Regions from separate parts of the Homo sapiens genome. Here region 1 is linked to region 2. Evidence: read pairs that join two places in POLR2A ChIA-PET (ENCODE). Cell type or tissue: B cell. All regions are shown on one strand. Each heading gives the region's core, and the rest is flanking DNA. Links, peaks and the distances in the headings are about the cores only.

Region 1 (5,380 bases), core at 122-5,121, 150 kb after region 2:
ATGGGAGGATCACCTGACCTCAGGAGTTCCAAACTAGCCTGGGCAACATGGCAAGACCTCATCTCTATAAAATAAAAATAAAAATGACACTGGTTCTGTTAGTATACGTTGTCCACAGTAATCGACTTCATTTTCCTCTCTCTATTTAAATTGGCAGGAAGAACATTCAAGGAAGAGGGATTCCACAACTGGAGTAACTGAAGTAAGTAGAATTTCTTTTTCTCTTTTTTGGAGACAGAGTCTTTCTCTGTCGCCAAGGCTGGCGTGCAGTGGCGTGATCTCCGCTCACTGCAACCTCTGACTCACAGGTTAAAGCAATTCTCCTGCCTCAGCCTCCCGAGTAGCTGGGATTACAGGCGCCCGCCACCACATCCGGCTAATTTTTTGTATTTTTAGTAGAGACGAGGTTTCACCATGTTGGCCAGGCTGGTCTTAAACTCCTGACCTCATGATCTGCCCGCCTCGGCCTCCCAAAGTACTGGGATTACAGGTGTGAGCCACGGGGCCCAGTCAAATTTCTTAACATGGTTTGCAAGAAAATTATATAGAGCTCTTAATCTCCCTTTATGGGATCTCCTGGCAAGTTCATTTCAGTTTTTAGCTACATTCATTATTTACAAGGGAAGTATCATTGTAGTGCTTACCTGGGTAGAAAATTATAGACCATACCCTGCCTGAATATTGTGACTATCATACACAAAATAATCCCAGTTCTGCAGAATAAATGTGAATGACCCAATTAATAACAGGAAATGGCAAAACTCTGCTGCTTAAGAGCCATGGCATCATCCTTCATCCATATTTATTCTTTTAAGTATTCATTTAGAAAAAAAAAAAAGCTAACAGCCAAATTAAGGAGCCAACATCGTCAAAATGTTCTACCATAAAAGAAAAAAGTTTCAAAAAATGACATTAAATAAATATTTGAAGTTGTAACCCCTGGGTAGATACTGAAGTTTCAATTCAGGAACCTTAAATATTTCTTTGAGGAAGGAACATGATAGACAAGAATTTGGGGAGCCACAAGGCTGGGCTGTCGTCCAGTCTCCATGTAGGTAAATCACAGCCTCCCTGTACCTTAGCTTCTTAATCTGTTGGAAGGATCCACAGTTTCCATCTACCTCACCCAGCTGTTTGGAACATTTAGAAATAAGCACTTGAAAACTGAAGAGCACTTCACCATGCATAGTTTATGCATTACTTCTTTGCTAATAACAACTGAAGTATTTCAGGGTTTACAAAGTTAAGAATTTTTAGTACTCACCCTTTAATGGCTTTCTGTGATGTTTAAGTAACTTAAAGGCAAAACTGTTGTCCTAGAAATTGTTTCTGGTCTCAGAGTCTTGTCTTTGTTTTGTTTTGAGATGGAGTCTCACTCTGTTGCCCAGGATGGAGTGCAGTGGTGCCATCATAGCTCACTGTAACGCCAAACTCCTGGACTCAAGCAATCCTTCAGCCTCAGCCTCCCAAGTAGAGCTGGGACTACAGGCATGTGCCACCATGCTTGGCTAATTTTTAACATTTTGTTATAGACACAGGGTCTAATTTTGTTGCCCAGGCTGGTCTTGAATTCCTGGCTTCCAGCAATCCTCCACCTTGGCCTCCCAAGTGCTGGGGTTGCAGGCATGAAGCACCTCGCCAGGCCTCTTAGAGTCATAGTTTACAAACATAAAACCATGGTTAATGATTAGCGCAATGTGATATTGGTAGGTCTGAGATATCTAAGCCAAATAAAATATTTTCCATTGGTTAAAAACTTCCACTCTTCGGCCGTGTGCGGTGCCTCACGCCTGCAATCCCAGCACTTTGGGAGGCCGAGGCAGGCAGATCACGAGGTCAAGAGATAGAGACCATCCTAGCTAACAAGGTGAAACTCCATCTCTACTAAAAATACAAAAATTAACCGGGCATGGTGGCACATGCCTGAGTCCCAGCTACTCAGGAGGCTGAGGCAGGAGAATCACTTGAACCTGGCAGGTGGAGGCTGCAGTGAGCCAAGATCACGCCGCTGCACTCCAGCCTGGACAACAGAGCGAGACTCCACCTCAAAAAAAAAAAAAAAAAAAAAATTTCCACTCTAAGCAATTCAGTATCAAATCATCTGAATAGGCCTTTGAAAGGATTCAACTATAGGACTTCTAAAAATTAAAACCAAGATACAATTAGTACATTTCTTTTTCTAACAATAGAATAAGCATACATGAATAGAGTTCCATATACATATAATAAAATTTTACGTCAGCGGGGCACAGTGGCTCACACCTGTAATCCTAGCATTTTGGGAGGCTAAGGTGGGCTGATCACTTGAGGCTAGGAGTTCAAGACCAGCCTGGCCAAATGGTGAAACCCCATCTCTACTAAAAATACAAAAACAGCCAGGCGTGGAGGCACATGCCTGTAATCCCAGCTACTGAGGAGGCTGAGGCACGAGAATCACCTGAACCCAGGAGGTGGAGGTTGCGGTGAGACGAGATTGCGCCACTGCACTCCAGCCTGGGAGACAGAGCGAGACTCTGTCTCAAAAACAAGTTTATGTCAATAGAGAATATTATGTATTTCAGGACATCATCACTTCCCAAGTAATGAATGCTAACTATATAATTTTATAATGGTCCAAAATGCTCACAAATATCTAGATTAGAGACAAATTTATAATTAATCAATTTTTTTTCTTTTTTTTTCCTTCCTTAAAATCCAGATCCTACGCAAGAAATTTTTTTTTAAAACAAGGAGGAAATTATCACACATACTCCTACAAGATGTTACAAACATATCTAACAGACACTAAGTCAAGCAAAAAAAAACCAATCCTTCATTATGTCAAACTTCAGAAGTGCCATGAAAACATTAATTATTTTGACCCAATTTTGATATACTTAAATTTAAACACACTTGATACTGAAATCCATATTGATAAAAAATATAAACTGAGATAAGGCTCTTGACCAAAACAAGTATCTTTCATAGTAAGATGTCTTTAAATTAGCAAGTTCCTTCACATATTTAAACTGTATAGGGTTTTTTTGTTTGTGTTTTTTGGAAAAAGTGAGTAGTTTGAGTAAAAAGTTGAGTATCAGAGACAGCTCTACTGATGACACTCTAACTCACCCCTAGCTATAATTTCCACCCGCCCCCCCCACCCCACCATAACCTTCCACCATTCTCTAGTCAAGGCACTGTTTAATTTTCATCTTCTCTCTACTGCCACCATTATAAGCAGATAAACTTTTAACTATTAAATGAATGCCTTTGAGAGCCCCATGATAAAAGACATGTTTTCTTCCTCTTAAGGCCTTAATTGGGAAAACTCAATTCTTCAGAGCAGTAGTTCTTAATGGGGGAATTTTGCCCCCTGAGGGGTATTTGGCAAGGTCTGCAGATATTTTTGGTTGTCACAAATGAGGGGAGAAAAGGGTGCTACCAACATCTAGTGGGTGGAGGCCAGGGATATTGCTAAATATCCTACAAACCACAGGACAGCCCCCCAAAACACAGAATTATCTGACCTCCAACGTCAACTGCGCCAAGGTTGAGAAACCCTAACTTAGCAGAATATTCAAAAGCTTACTGTGTTCTACTCCAGGGACTCCAAAAATTCCTTAACTTTCCTAATTATTCAACCATCAAAACCATGACAGTGGTTTCATTTCTGGATCTAGAATTCTGTCTCTATCTTATAGGCAGTGTGTGTGAAACTGATACATTTTCTAGGCTGTGCTATTTGGTATATTTTGCAAGACAAATGGTTTCACAAGTGTCACGATGGGCTTGACTAGTGAGTTGTTTCACAATTAATAAAGTACTATCTATCTCTTGCCAATGAGACAATCTCATCTCAGTGACAAGCCCAGCAAAAGATGATACTAACCCGATAAAAGCCACAGCTTTTGGGAGGAAGTCATTTTAAAGGCTGACAGAAGTGATCTAGGGACCCCATCTTGGTAGCACTCTTGTGGTTCCCATTTTAAAGGCAGTCCAGTTTAATCACTGTTGTACATCACTCTAAGTGGGCTGCCAAAAAACTTAATGTAATGTTTTAAATGTCATCAGCAGTAATGTCGTCAGTAGATTAGTGAGTCTAACATGAACTCCACACCAATACTTGGAGGATAGTCTTTTAAAGTACTGCTGGGCTGGGCATGATGGCTCACACCTGTAATCCCAGCACTTTGGGAGGCTGAGGCAGAACGATCGCTTGAGCCGAGTTCATGCCACCACACTCCAGCCTGGGTGACAGAGTGAAACCCTATCTCAAAAAAATAAAATAATCCAGCCTGGCCAACATGGTGAAACCCCATCTCTACTGAAAATACAAAAAATTAGCCAGGTATGATGGTGCATGCCTGTAATCCCAGCTACTTAGGAGGCTGAGGCAGAAGAATCACTTGAACCTGAGAGATGGAGATTGCAGCGAGCCAAGATCATGCCACTGCACTCCAGCCTGGGTAACAGAGTGAGACCATCTCTAAATCAATCAATCAATCAATCAATCAATCAATGGAGTACTGCTAAAAGCAGGTCTGTCTGACTCCTGATTCTTCACCATTTTGCTGTGCCATCCCGAGTGGCTCTGGCTGTAACCCACTGAAGAACCATGTCAAAACCCACTTACCACAACTTTACTGTTAGAAGGAATCTCAAGGATACCCTGGCCCAGGCCCCTGATGCCCAGGAAGTGAGTAACCCGCCCCAAATCACAAACCCAGTGAGTGTGCCAAAGGGATCAGGCCCCAGTACCCTGCCTCTTAATATAGCCCTCACCCACCAGCCTGCCCAGGGAAAATGAGAGGCAGGCCTCTGAGGTGCACAGACATCCATCTGCTATCTATGTAATTAAGGAATATTTACTCTGATGCATAGCTAAGAACTAAAAGCAGAATAACTAGATATACTGCTGCTTGGGGAATCTCTGCTAATAGTTAACACATATGTAGTTTCCAACATGACTGAATAAAGCTATACTGATGTTCTGGTGAAAAAATGTGTATCCAATCTATACAGAATATAAATAGTGCGAACAGTAAAATTCAACTAGCCACAATTCTAAACTGTCAGGAAGGTCTGGATATACATGGTTTTTTAATCTCTGTCAGGTATTTATGGTCTTGATTTTGTTGTACCTAAGTATCATTTTACTTGTACTCAAGTATGATTTTACACTTGCTCCAGTGAATTTTTTGCAGAACTACTTTTATAATTTTTTGAGGCTACATCTTTCAATAATCCCAATACTGGCCTCACAATAAGCCATTCTTAACATGCATTAAAGATCCTACAGGGCTGGGCGTGGCGTCCCACACCTGCAATCCCAGCACTGTGAGGGGAGGCCAACATGGGAAGATCACTTGAGGCCCAGAGTTCAAGACCAGCCTGGTCAACA
Region 2 (5,380 bases), core at 182-5,181:
CCCTCATCTTCAAAAAGTATCTAGGTTATGAAAAACAAAGCAAGACTGAGAAACTAACATAGCCAGGGTGGCTGAGGAGACAAGATGACTAAATGCAATGTGGGGCCGGGCACAGTGGCTCATGCCTATAATCCCAGCACTCTGGGAGGCCGAGGCGGGTGGGTCACCTGAGGTCGGGAGTTCGAGACCAGCCTGGCCAACATGGGGAAACCCCATCTCTACTAAAAATACAAAAATTAGCTGGGTGTGGTGGTGCGTGCCTGTAATCCCAGCTACTCGGGAGGCTGAGGCAGGAGAGTTGCTTGAACCCGGGAGGCCAAGGTTGTAGTTAGCTGAGATTGTGCCATTGCACTGCAGCCTGGGCAACAAGAACAAAACTCTGTCTCAAAAAAATAAAACACAGTTTGGGAGGCCGAGGCAGGTGGATCATGAGGTCAGGAGATCGAGACCATCCTGGCTAACACGGTGAAACCCCGTCTCTACTAAAAATACAAAAAATTAGCCGGGCGCGGTGGCGGGCGCCTGTAGTCCCAGCTACTCGGGAGGCTGAGGCAGGAGAATGGCGTGAACCCGGGAGGCGGAGCTTGCAGTGAGCCGAGATTGCGCCACTGCAGTCCGCAGTCCGGCCTGGGCGACAGAGCGAGACTCCGTCTCAAAAAATAAAATAAAATAAAATAAAATAAAATAAAATAAAATAAAATAAAATAAAATAAAATAAAATAAAATATATCAATGCAATGTAGTACCCTAGGTTAGGACCCTGGCCCAGAAAAAAAGGACATCAGTGGGAGAACTGGGAACTCCAGATAAAGTCTGGAGTTTGGTGAACAATAACATACCCTCATCAGTTTCTTGGTTTGACAAACATACTGTGTGATGTAAGATGTGAATAATGGAGAGAACCAGGAACTGGGTGAGGAACTCCCTGTACTAACTTCACAACTTTCTTGCAAATCAAAAATTATGCCAAAATTAAAAGTTTATTTAAATACTTTCAGGGATCCCACTTATAAATGAGTCAGATAGGTGATGGGGCTCAGGACACACTACCCCAAAATATGACTGCAGGAGACTAGAACATGTCACCTCAGGATCTATTTCTTTGGCATATATTGAGCTGATTATTCTGAGAAACTGCAGACACAGGAGCAGCTCTGAAAAGCTGCCCTTTGATACAATAAATTGAAATCTACAGGTTGATTATCCCAAATGTGAAAATCCAAAATCTGAAACTTTTTGAACACAGACATGATGCTCAAAGGAAATGCTCATTGGAGCATTCTGGATTTTGGATTTTTGGATTAGAGATGCTGAACCAGTAAGTAGAATGCAGTATTTCAAAATCTGAAAAAAAGATCCAAAATCTGAAACACTTCCGGTCCCAAGCATTTCAGAGAAGAGATACTTGATCTGTGTAAAGGAAAGTGACTATCATAGGACCCTCATCAACCAGTGAAGTTTTTTTTTTTTTTGAGACGGAGTCTCATTCTGTGGCCCAGGCTGGCGTACAGTGGTGTGATCTCAGCTCACTGTAACCTCTGCCTCCCAGGTTCAAGTGATTCTCCTGCCTCAGCCTCCTGAGTAGCTGGGATTACAGATGCCCACCACCACACCCGGCTAATTTTTGTATTTTTAGTAGAGACGGGGTTTCACCATGTTGGCCAGGCTGTTCTTGAACTCCTGACCTCATGATCCACCCACCTTGGCCTCCCAAAGTGCTGGTATTACAGGCGTGAGCCACCGTGCCTGGCTGGAAGATCTTAACTTAGGAGAGGAGACTGAAGGTCGACACCTGGTCACAAGCCATCACCTGCTCTTCTGAGGCTACTCTGAGACAACTTTCATCATTCAAGAGGCTTTTTATCTGCATTAACAAGGCAACCTTTGTTCACCATACATTTCCTCCCCTTACCCTTCTATAACCTATCACCACCTGCCTCCAGGAGCCCCAGGCCCCTATTCCTTTTTCTTTTTTATTTTGAGACAGGGTCTTGTCTGTCACTCAGGCGGGAGTGCGGTGGCACTATCTCGGCTCACTGCAGCCTCGACCTCCCAGGCTCAAGCGATCCTCTTGCCTCAGCCTCCAGAGTGGCTGGGATCACAGGCATGAGCCACCATGCCAGACTAATTTTTGTATTTTCTGTAGAGACAGGGCTTTGCCATGTTGCCCAGGCTGGTCTTGATCTCCTGGGCTCAAGCGATCCTCCTGCCTTGTCCTCCCAGAGTGCTGGGATTACAGGCATGAGCCACCACGCCCAGCCGCTTATTCCTTTTTCGTAGCTCAGGCACACTACATAAACTTCAATTATCTGACCTTGCTTTGAGTTTCACTTTCTGTGGGACTCCCACATTTATGCATGGAATAAATTTGTATGTATTTTCATCCGTTAATCTATCATCAGTTTATTTCATAGGCTCAATTATGGTACCTTCAGAAGGCAGAAAGAAAGTCTTCTCTCTCCCCTACATAGGCCAAGAGTAAGAAAAACTATAAGGTGAAATGGAATAGGCAGGTCTTACCCCAAAGCACTCAAGTTCAATTTAAAAAAACAAAATTTGAGTGCTTTGGGGTGAGGCTCATGCCTGTAATGGCAATACTTTGAGAGGCCAAGATGGATGGATCACTTCACTCCAAGAGTTTGAGACCAGCCTGGGTAACATGGCGAAACCCTGTCTCTACAACAAAAAACCACTAAAATTAGTGTGGTGGCTGAGGTGGAAGGATGGCTTGAGCTCGAGAGGGAGGTTGAGGCTGCATGGAGCTGTGATCACGCCACTGTACTCCAGCCTGGCCAACAGAACAAGGCCCTATCTCAAAAAATATATAAGTAAATAAAGTATATTTTGGTTAAATGCCAAAGACTAAGTGGGGGGTAAAGGAGAGTTTCTGACACTTCTAACTGATGAGGTGAAAAATAAAAAATAAAATAAAATAAAAAGATACCTAGAATTTCAGCAAAAGAACAGGTTTTAAAGGAATCTCCCAAACTCTGCCCAGCTGAATGCATATTTACACCTGACCACAAGTCCGCACTCCCCTCGAAAGGTATTTCACAGCTTCCACAAAGGAAGGACGACAAAATTGAGCTCACAGAAGTAGAGAAAAGAACTGTGGTTACTGGAGGTTACAAAGGGGAGGGGAAGAGAGGCTAGAGAGAGGTTGGTTGATAGGTACAAAGTTACAGTTCAATGGGAGGAATAAGTTCTACTGTTCTGTAGAACTGTAGGGTGAATATGGTTAACAATTATTCAGTGTATATTTTCAAATAGCTAGAAGAGAGAATTCTGAATGCTCACAACACAAAGAAATGATAAGTGTTTGAGGTGATGAACATGCCAATTACTCTTTGATCAATTACACACTGGAGACATATAAGAAAATATCACTCTTTATCCCATAAATGTGTATGATTATTATGTGTCAACTAAAAATAAAAGAGAAAATGGTCAATGGCTTTTTAAAGGGTTTGAAAACAAGAGCAAGATATAGTGAAATATCTATTTCACTCACAACGGAAAAAAAAAAAAAAAAAAAGAACTCCCCACAAAGCTTTAGCCACATGTGGGTGGTAAACTCTTCTAAAAATATATCCTCAAGCTGTGTATAGAACTGTTTTCTACATTTGGGTATCAGATCAACACATAAAAGGGCAAGGCCTTCAGAAAGATAAAGCGGCTTTTTAACTACCAACTTAATCCTCGAAGATCGATTCTTCCAGGAAGAAAAAGGAGAAATATTCAATTCTACTCTGGTCTCCATCTCCCAGCCCCCAGAAAAGAAACACTAAGCTAGGCCCATGAATATGTATATCGCAGAAATGACCCCAGAATAAAAAAAGGGATTCCTTAGGCAAAAGAAGGGCACTCACATGCAAATTGTCAGGTCCCCTAAGAAAATAGCCTAGTTTGTAAACAAGAAAGAGAACCAGCTGCGAGGGTCAAAAAGGTCTGGTCTTTTAGGGTCTCTGGAGAAAAACGTTATTTCCAATAATGGGAGCACAGTGGATCCTGACTATAATCAACTTTCAGGAACTATCCAAATTGTACACTTATTAAATTGAATATTGCTTAAAATTCTTAAACTAAGGAGGGTCACCTGGCAGGTTTTAAGCTACAATAATTCTGCAATACGGTTTTTGTTGTCATGGAATTTAACCTGTCTATCATTCCTGAAAATGTTCAAGGTGAATGGTGCGTCTTAAGCCATAAATGGTTAAGCAGGAAGGTAGACAAAAGGGGAAACCCGGACCTCCAGCTCTTTGGGAAAGGAAGCGAGAAATTGGCCTTTGGTTATTTGATCCCAAACAAATTCCAGTTTCAGTAGACCTCAGTAAAAGTACAGAAGCTCAGAGTGAAATATTTCAGAGAAATGTGTGCCAATTCCATCTTCTGAGTTCAGGCTGTTTCTGCAGGGCGGTATGTCCCACAAGTCAAAGATAAAGTTACCACAATCTTAAAGCCAGGTTCAAGCATGGCGTAATGACAAATCACAGTGATTTGTGGAATGGAAAATGCTTCCATCGGGGAGTTGGGCTGCTCCCCCACAATCAGAGTGGGCAGTTTTCCTCTGGACTCCTGGTGAAACCACATCCCTAGTTTCCACGTGAATCACAGTTTTTCATCAAACAGTGCAAGGAGATCATTAATAAGACTGAGACTGCATTAGGATACAAAATTGTATGAACGCTGATGACAATTTCATAGAAAACAGGCACAAAGACAAAAGACAGAAGCCGCCCGATAAGGACAGCCAGTGGTAGTTGTTTCGTTCTATAAGATTATGCCTTTCTTCTTTATCTTCCACACTTTAATATTTTTTAATAAAAAATTTCAAACTATCAGTGCATCATCTAGGAATAACCTCATGGATTCAAGTTTAAGGCAAGACATCATTAAGCTCTTAAACTTACCTGAGGCACACTGTCAATTAAATCTAAGGCTCCATGAGCTAAATAGCTTAAATTCTCCAACATTATTTTCTCTGAAGCCTCCAGCTTTGGATCCTGGTATATAAACTCCTACCTACTGCGAGGTGAGCAGAGAATTACCATCACATAGACACCCTCCAGAATGGTTCCTTTCTTGTGTCCATGCCTTAAGCTCTATGAAATTACACAATTCTTCTACTGAAATAACCTGCAGCCAAGGGACAACTTCATTAGCTACAAAGCTGTTGTCACCTGTGTCCAGAGTGTCAATCAATACAGGCTCAAACAACAAGATGAAATTATGAGGACCCTGGAAAATGCCACTTGACCTCAAATAACAATTCTTAGGCAAGTAAACATCAATCAAATTCAGAACAGACCATGGGTGGCCAAACAGACCCGGGAGACGTCAAAAATATGTGTGCTAAAGAAACACAGAACTAAGGAAGTCT

What was found. Peaks named below come from ENCODE experiments on the same cell type or tissue, not always from the same donor. Only the 100,000 strongest peaks of a DNase experiment are listed, where the experiment ranks them.
Region 1: POLR2A ChIA-PET joins it to region 2 with 12 read pairs; 7 of 35 experiments call an interaction of 5 or more read pairs at or near these places.

The regions. Positions count from the first base shown.
Region 1 is chr16:11,724,533-11,729,912 of GRCh38, forward strand. All of the region lies in intron 4 of TXNDC11 (thioredoxin domain containing 11), which reads right to left. Among named protein-coding and RNA genes, the nearest start is that of TXNDC11, 16 kb to the right of the region's middle. RefSeq lists an enhancer at 3,997-4,056. In B cell, for the core only: no CTCF peak of the experiment used is centred there; no DNase peak of the experiment used is centred there.
Region 2 is chr16:11,578,804-11,584,183 of GRCh38, forward strand. The region is part of intron 1 of LITAF (lipopolysaccharide induced TNF factor); the gene reads right to left. Among named protein-coding and RNA genes, the nearest start is that of LITAF, 5.4 kb to the right of the region's middle. In B cell, for the core only: no CTCF peak of the experiment used is centred there; no DNase peak of the experiment used is centred there; H3K4me3 peaks cover 1,474 bases; H3K27ac peaks cover 3,709 bases.